Regions from separate parts of the Homo sapiens genome. Here region 1 is linked to region 2. A link is a loop called in an ENCODE intact Hi-C map of the cell type or tissue named here. Cell type or tissue: HCT116. All regions are shown on one strand. Links, peaks and the distances in the headings refer to the core of each region. The heading gives the core; the rest is flanking DNA. Region 1 has its middle 4.5 kb from the start of RFT1. Region 2 has its middle 35 kb from the start of PRKCD.

Region 1 (2,907 bases), core at 255-2,754, 61 kb before region 2:
AGGAATGGTCAAGGAGGTATTTGAACTCGGGTCCCTTCTGATTCCAAATGCGTGAACAGTAATGTTCCTCCCTTCAAAAAAAGCTTCTGATTGTAAAGGAGACCTAAGAGTCCCTATATGTAAGCCACAGAGAACATATGTGGCATTGAGAGAGTGGAGTCTGGGAGGGCTGCAGCAGTCGAGCTGTGGTAGGCTTGGAGGCATTCCCTCTCCCCAGTGAGGATCTCTGAAGGTCTTGACCCTGTTGGAGATACTGGCCTGCACGCTCCACTGGGAGTTGCATACTCCATGGTCTTGCCCATGGAGGACTCAGCTCAGGGCTGGCAAGTAATGGCCCACTGGACGTTGCATTTTGTATGGCCTACAAGCTAAGAATAGTTTTTACATTTGTAAATGGTTGGAAAAAAATCAAAAGAATATTTCATGACACATGAAAATGGTATAAAATTCAAATTTCAGTGTCCACCAGGTACAGTGGCTCACGGCTGTTATCCCAGCACTTTGGGAGGCCAAGGTGAGTGGATTGCTTGAGGTCAGGAGCTCAAGACCAGCTTGGGCAACATGGTGAAACTCCATCTCTACAAAAAAATACAAAAATTAGCCAGGCATGGTGGTGCGTGCCTGTAGACCCAACTACTGAGGAGGCTGAGGTGGGAGGATCATTTGAGTTTGGAGAGATCAAGGCTGCAGTGAGCTATGATCATGCCACTGCACTCCAGCCTGGGCAACAGGGTGAGACTCTTGTCTCAAAAAAAAAAAAAAAATTCAGTGTCCACAAATAATGTTTCATTGGAACATAGCACACGTACCCGTTTGTTTACATATTATCAATAGCTACTTTCTTGCTACAACAGCAGAATAGGTTGGTCCACAAAGCTGAAAATATTTGCTAGATGGCCCTTTACAGAAAAACTTTGCCAATTCCTGGTGATCACCATTGAGCACCTGGGATATAGTAAACATTTCAATATTGAATGAATGAATGCATGTGTAAGTGCATTGGAATAAATGAATGATGAAGGACTAGGAAAGGAAGAAAGACAAGTACATAGGGCTCTTGTACTCTTGGTCCTCTTGGAGAGGAAGTGGCCCCTTGAGAATACCAGGCTGTAACTGGTGGTCATTGAAGGAGCCGTTTTCCCCAGCCTTCCTCCCCGCCTCCTGCGTCTGTGCCAGGTAGCCTCCCTGCCAGGGAAATCTGACCCAAGCCACCTATTTTATTACAAAGCTGGAGGGAAGTGCCAGAGCTGGTGCCAAGCCAATTAGGCTCCTAGGGCAGAGGAGCAGGGAGGGAGGCTGCTAGTGGGCCAGGAGACAGGGTGGAACCTCTGGCCAGCTGGGCCATGGATCTCAGCTAGGTGGAGGCAGGAGAACTGGGCATGGTCCCACACACCAGCCACTAGGTGGCAGATCGTCCTGGGTGAGGGCGCTGCCTGGCCAAGGCTTCTGCGTCCCAGAGCACCTCCATCAGGGCCCCTTCCAGAAGCAGGACCTCAAGGCTCTGCCTCTCTCAAGGCTCTGCCTCTCTCAAAAGTCCCAGGGCATGATAATGCAGCTGTGATACTAGTCGTCCACATCTGTCTAAGTAAGCACTGTGCTGGACACCTCACTTTCATGATCTCATTTAATTCCCATAGCAGCCCTACAATGTAGGCACCATTATTATCCCCATTTTACAGGCCAAGAAACTGAGGCTTGACAAAGTTAAGGGACTTGCCTAAGTACTAGTGAATGGTAGTGCCAAAATTTGAACTGGGCAGTGTGGCTTTCAGTCCCTTAACCAGACCTAACCCAGAGGGTTTATTGTTAATGCTGATTCCTGGGCTCCACCTCAGCAATTCTGGGGTAGGCTCAGGAATCTGCATTTACCAACACTCTGGGGGCTTCTTCTTTTTCTTTGTTTTCTCCTTCTCCTTCTTCCTTTTTTTTTTTTAAGACAGAGTTTCGCTCTTGTTGCCCAGGCTGGAGTGCAATGGTGTGATCTCAGCTCACTGCAACCTCCGCCTCCCAGGTTCAAGTGATTCTCCTGCCTCAGCCTCCCAAGTAGCTGGGATTACAGGTGCGCGCCACCACCCCCAGATAATTTTGTATTTTTGGTAGAGACAGGTTTTCACCATGTTGGTCAGGCTGGTGGTCTTGAATTCTGACCCCAAGTGACCCACCTGCCTTGGCCTCCCAAAGTGCCGGGATTACAGGCATGAGCCACTGTGCCTGGCCAGCCACCATGCCCAGCCTCTGGGGGCTTCTGATACAATGATCTAGGCTCTCAGAAGCACTGCCTGAGGTGGGATCTTCAGGCACCTTGGAAAAGCTGCCTCCTTCAGTGAGCTAGAAAAGTCTCTCTGCCTCAAAAAGCAAAGCAAGTTCTGAGATCTGCCTCCAGGCTAGACAAGCCTTAGCGTTGGGCCCAGGGCCAGAGGTCAGAGCAGTAGGGGCTGGAGGCCGTGCCTACGTGAGGGCCTTGGGAGAATTCGGTGCCAGGAAGACTACACAGGGCAGCCAGCCCCTGGGACCCAGGGTCTGCCCATGGGTTGCAATGAGCAATCATGGGGCCTTGGCTTTGCCTTCTCCTCTGGGCATTGATTTGGGCACAGGGAAAACAGTAACCTGCAAAGCTCACACATCAGTATGTTTCATTCCATTCAGCACTCTGCGCTGGGCGTCAGAAGGGGGCACACGGGCGAATAAGCCACAGTCACTGCTCACTCAGGCAGCAGTGCTTTCTCCTTTTGAGGGGAACACAAGAGTGATACCAGGTATGTTGAGGTGGTAAAAACTGGCAAGGGGAACTCAGGAGTCAGGGGGCAGATTTTTTGGCTGGGGAATCAGGGAAGCTTTCCTGGAGGGGATGCTTTTGAAGTGAATCTTGAAGGGCAAAAGGGCTTAGTCAAAAAGAGGGACATGCCA
Region 2 (2,907 bases), core at 312-2,811:
ATCCTGCTGCCTCATGGAACTGACTCTGGCAGGCCCTTGTAGGACTGTTGGTCCACTACTCAGTGGTGCCAGGCAGAGCCCAGGAAAGGACAGGGGCTGGGCCCGTGAGGTCCACCTCAAGCAGCCCAGGACAGGAAGCAGCTGCTGGGGACACTGCCAAACTGCCTGGGAGGCTACACCATTCCAGGCCCATTCCCAGCCATTGGGTGGGTGCCAGGCTTGACCCAGCAGCCTCAGGAAATGCCTCTTAAGGCTGGGCCCTGAACCACACTTTCACTAGGACCTGGGGACCCTGAAGCAGGCAGACTGCCCTCTGCCTCCCACCTGCCAAGTAGGTATTTGAGCAGCAGCCAGCCTACCCCCGACCCTGCAAGGGCCAAACAGAGCTGGGTGCCCCATCAGTGCTGGGCCGAGCAGCATGGATACAGGAGGGCCTGGAGGCAGGAGCATGAGCTCGGCTACTAGACAGCCCTGGGTTCGAACTGTGCATGTCCCTGGTTGTGTGACCTCAGTAAATGACTTAACCTCCCAGTGCCCTAAATTCCTCTACTGTAAAATGGGGATTACCATGATGGCTGCCGTGGACTGTGATGATGTCTCTAAGTGCAGGGCATGAGCTCAGCGTGCACTAGGTGCATAGGAAACAGCAGCCACTATGACCCCGTGCCCGGGTGGGATGAAACATGCTCAGGAGAGCAGGCCTGTCCACTGCACACTGCACTTCGAGTGCAAGTCCTCTAACTGGACCGCAGGTGGGCGGTTAAATGCACCCGCCTCATGACCCAGTGGTGCCTTTCAGGCAGAGCTACCTGGGAACTTCACCCAAGGGCCCCAGAAGGCTTGCCAGGAAGCCCACCACTGCATGGATTAATGGAAAAACTGGAAGCAAGCAGAAGGCCCAGCAGCCGGGGAACTGGTTAAATACTCTCCTGGCGTGGAAAGTGGTGCAGGGCCAAGTGATCGGCAAAAAGAGACATTGAGAGAATCAAAGATGCAGCCAGATTCTACCCTGTGGTTCCACAGGCCAGCTCGTGAGGGCATCCAAGGTCTCAGGCACAGCAAAGAGCTGCAGAGATGAAGGATGGATGGAAGGATGGATGGATGAATGAATGGATGAATGAATGAATGAATGAATGAATGGACTGCCGAGACCCCAAGTCCCTTTAAGGCAGTGGCTCCCAAATTCAGCGTGTGTTGGTACCATGTCAAGTTCTAACCAGCGGGTCTCAGCCCTGGCTGTCACTGGAAGCCGATGCCAGGCTGCCCTGGTCTACTTACTCGGTGATCTGTGGAGGGCCGGGCATCAGTACTTTGAAAGCTGCCCCTGCGGTCCCACCTGCGCAGAGCCAGTTGGGGAATCTGCATTTTGCCCAGTCATCCTGGTGAAGCCAGAAAATGCTACTCTGAACAGGCCACACCCTGGAAGGCGAAGTCACCTGCCTGTATGGCCCAGTCTTGGCCCGCAGAGGCCCGAGCATCCCCTCCACAACCTGCGCCCCGCCTGCGCAAGGACCACGGGCGGAGGGTTGGTGGCTAGGGAAGAACGGTGCGGAAAGCACGCGGCCCCAGCTGGGCTACAGCGCCCTCTGGCGGCCAGAAGGCTCGCGGGCGCTGAGGCCGCAGACCCCAGGAGGGGAGGACCCCCGTGGAAGGGAGCGCCGGCTTTCTCACTTCGTGTCACTACTCCCTGGGGAAATATTTCAATAAAGAGGTACTGGGTGACCATTTTGGAGAGGTTCAGAGACGTGGAGGTTACAGCTAGACAGCCCCCTGGTATTTTTAGGATCTCCGGACCGCCCTAAATTCAACCATTCCAACGTCACAGCCACATTCCCCCATTTATTATTAATTTATTTAGAGACAGGGTCTTGACCTGTCACCCAGGCTGGGGTGCAGTGGTGCCATCACAGCTCACTGCAGCCTCGACCTCCTGGGCTTGTCAAGCAATCCTCCCACCCTCAGCCTCCCGAGTAGCTAGGACCACAGGCATGTACCACCCTGCCTGGCTAATTTTGTATTTTTGGTAGAGTTGGGGTTTCACCATGTTACCCAGACTGGTCTCAAATTCCTGAGCTCAAGCAATCCTCCCACCTCGACCTCCCAAAGTGCTGTGATTACGGGCGTGAGCCACCGTGCCCATGAGCTCACCATGCACCTGCCCCTTCCTCGGCCTCCCTCAAAGCTGGATGGGATCTTCAGCTCCCCCCTGCACCCTGACTGTGCCCAGCACGTGATCCCGGACGACTGTGGTGTCAGAGGCTGGGGAGCTGGTTGTGGTTTCCTGAGTGCTGACCATCCTCCCAGGCACTTTATCTCCTTAGGCTGGGGCAGGGGGAGATACATGCAGCTGAAAATACAAGACCTGGCAGCAAAGGAAAGGAATGGGGACAAAGGCCCCCAAAGGTGAGAGCCAGGCCTGAGTCAGCACAGCCCAGATCAGGCCAGACATGTGAGGTTTGGGGCACTCCTTGAGTCTGGTCGTCAGATTGAATCAGCCCTTCACATAGCCTCAGTGATTTAAGTCTTCAGAACTTGAACGCCAGTTCCTAAATCAGGCTTCTTAAGTGGGGCTTAGAAGATTGATATGGTTTGGCTGTGTCCTTACCTAAATCTCATCCTGAACTGTAGTTCCCATAATCCCCTGGTATCGTGGGAGAGACCCAGTGGGAGGTAATTGAATCATGGGGGCGGTTACCTCCATGCTGTTCTCATGACAGTGAGTTCTCACGAGATTGGATGGTTTTATAAGGGACATTCCCCGCCCCCCCCAACTTCACTCTGCACTTCTCCTTGCTGCCGCCACGTGGAGGACGTGTTTGCTTCACCTTCTGCCATGATTGTAAGTTTCCTGAGGCCTCCCCAGCCATGCAGAACTGTGAGTCAATTAAAACTCCTTTATAAATTATC

Evidence for each region. Peaks named below come from ENCODE experiments on the same cell type or tissue, not always from the same donor. Only the 100,000 strongest peaks of a DNase experiment are listed, where the experiment ranks them.
Region 1: it touches region 2 in a loop (12-fold over the local background); 87 of 110 quality-filtered maps call a loop at or near these places.

Annotation. Positions count from the first base shown.
Region 1 is chr3:53,133,485-53,136,391 of GRCh38, forward strand. No RefSeq gene overlaps it. Among named protein-coding and RNA genes, the nearest start is that of RFT1, 4.5 kb to the left of the region's middle. In HCT116, for the core only: a CTCF peak has its summit at 1,423 (motif pointing right); a DNase peak (open chromatin) is centred at 1,417.
Region 2 is chr3:53,194,514-53,197,420 of GRCh38, forward strand. No RefSeq gene overlaps it. Among named protein-coding and RNA genes, the nearest start is that of PRKCD, 35 kb to the left of the region's middle. RefSeq lists a silencer at 1,548-1,597. In HCT116, for the core only: CTCF peaks have their summits at 1,605 (motif pointing left) and 2,799; DNase peaks (open chromatin) are centred at 1,548 and 2,708; H3K4me3 peaks cover 819 bases; H3K27ac peaks cover 854 bases.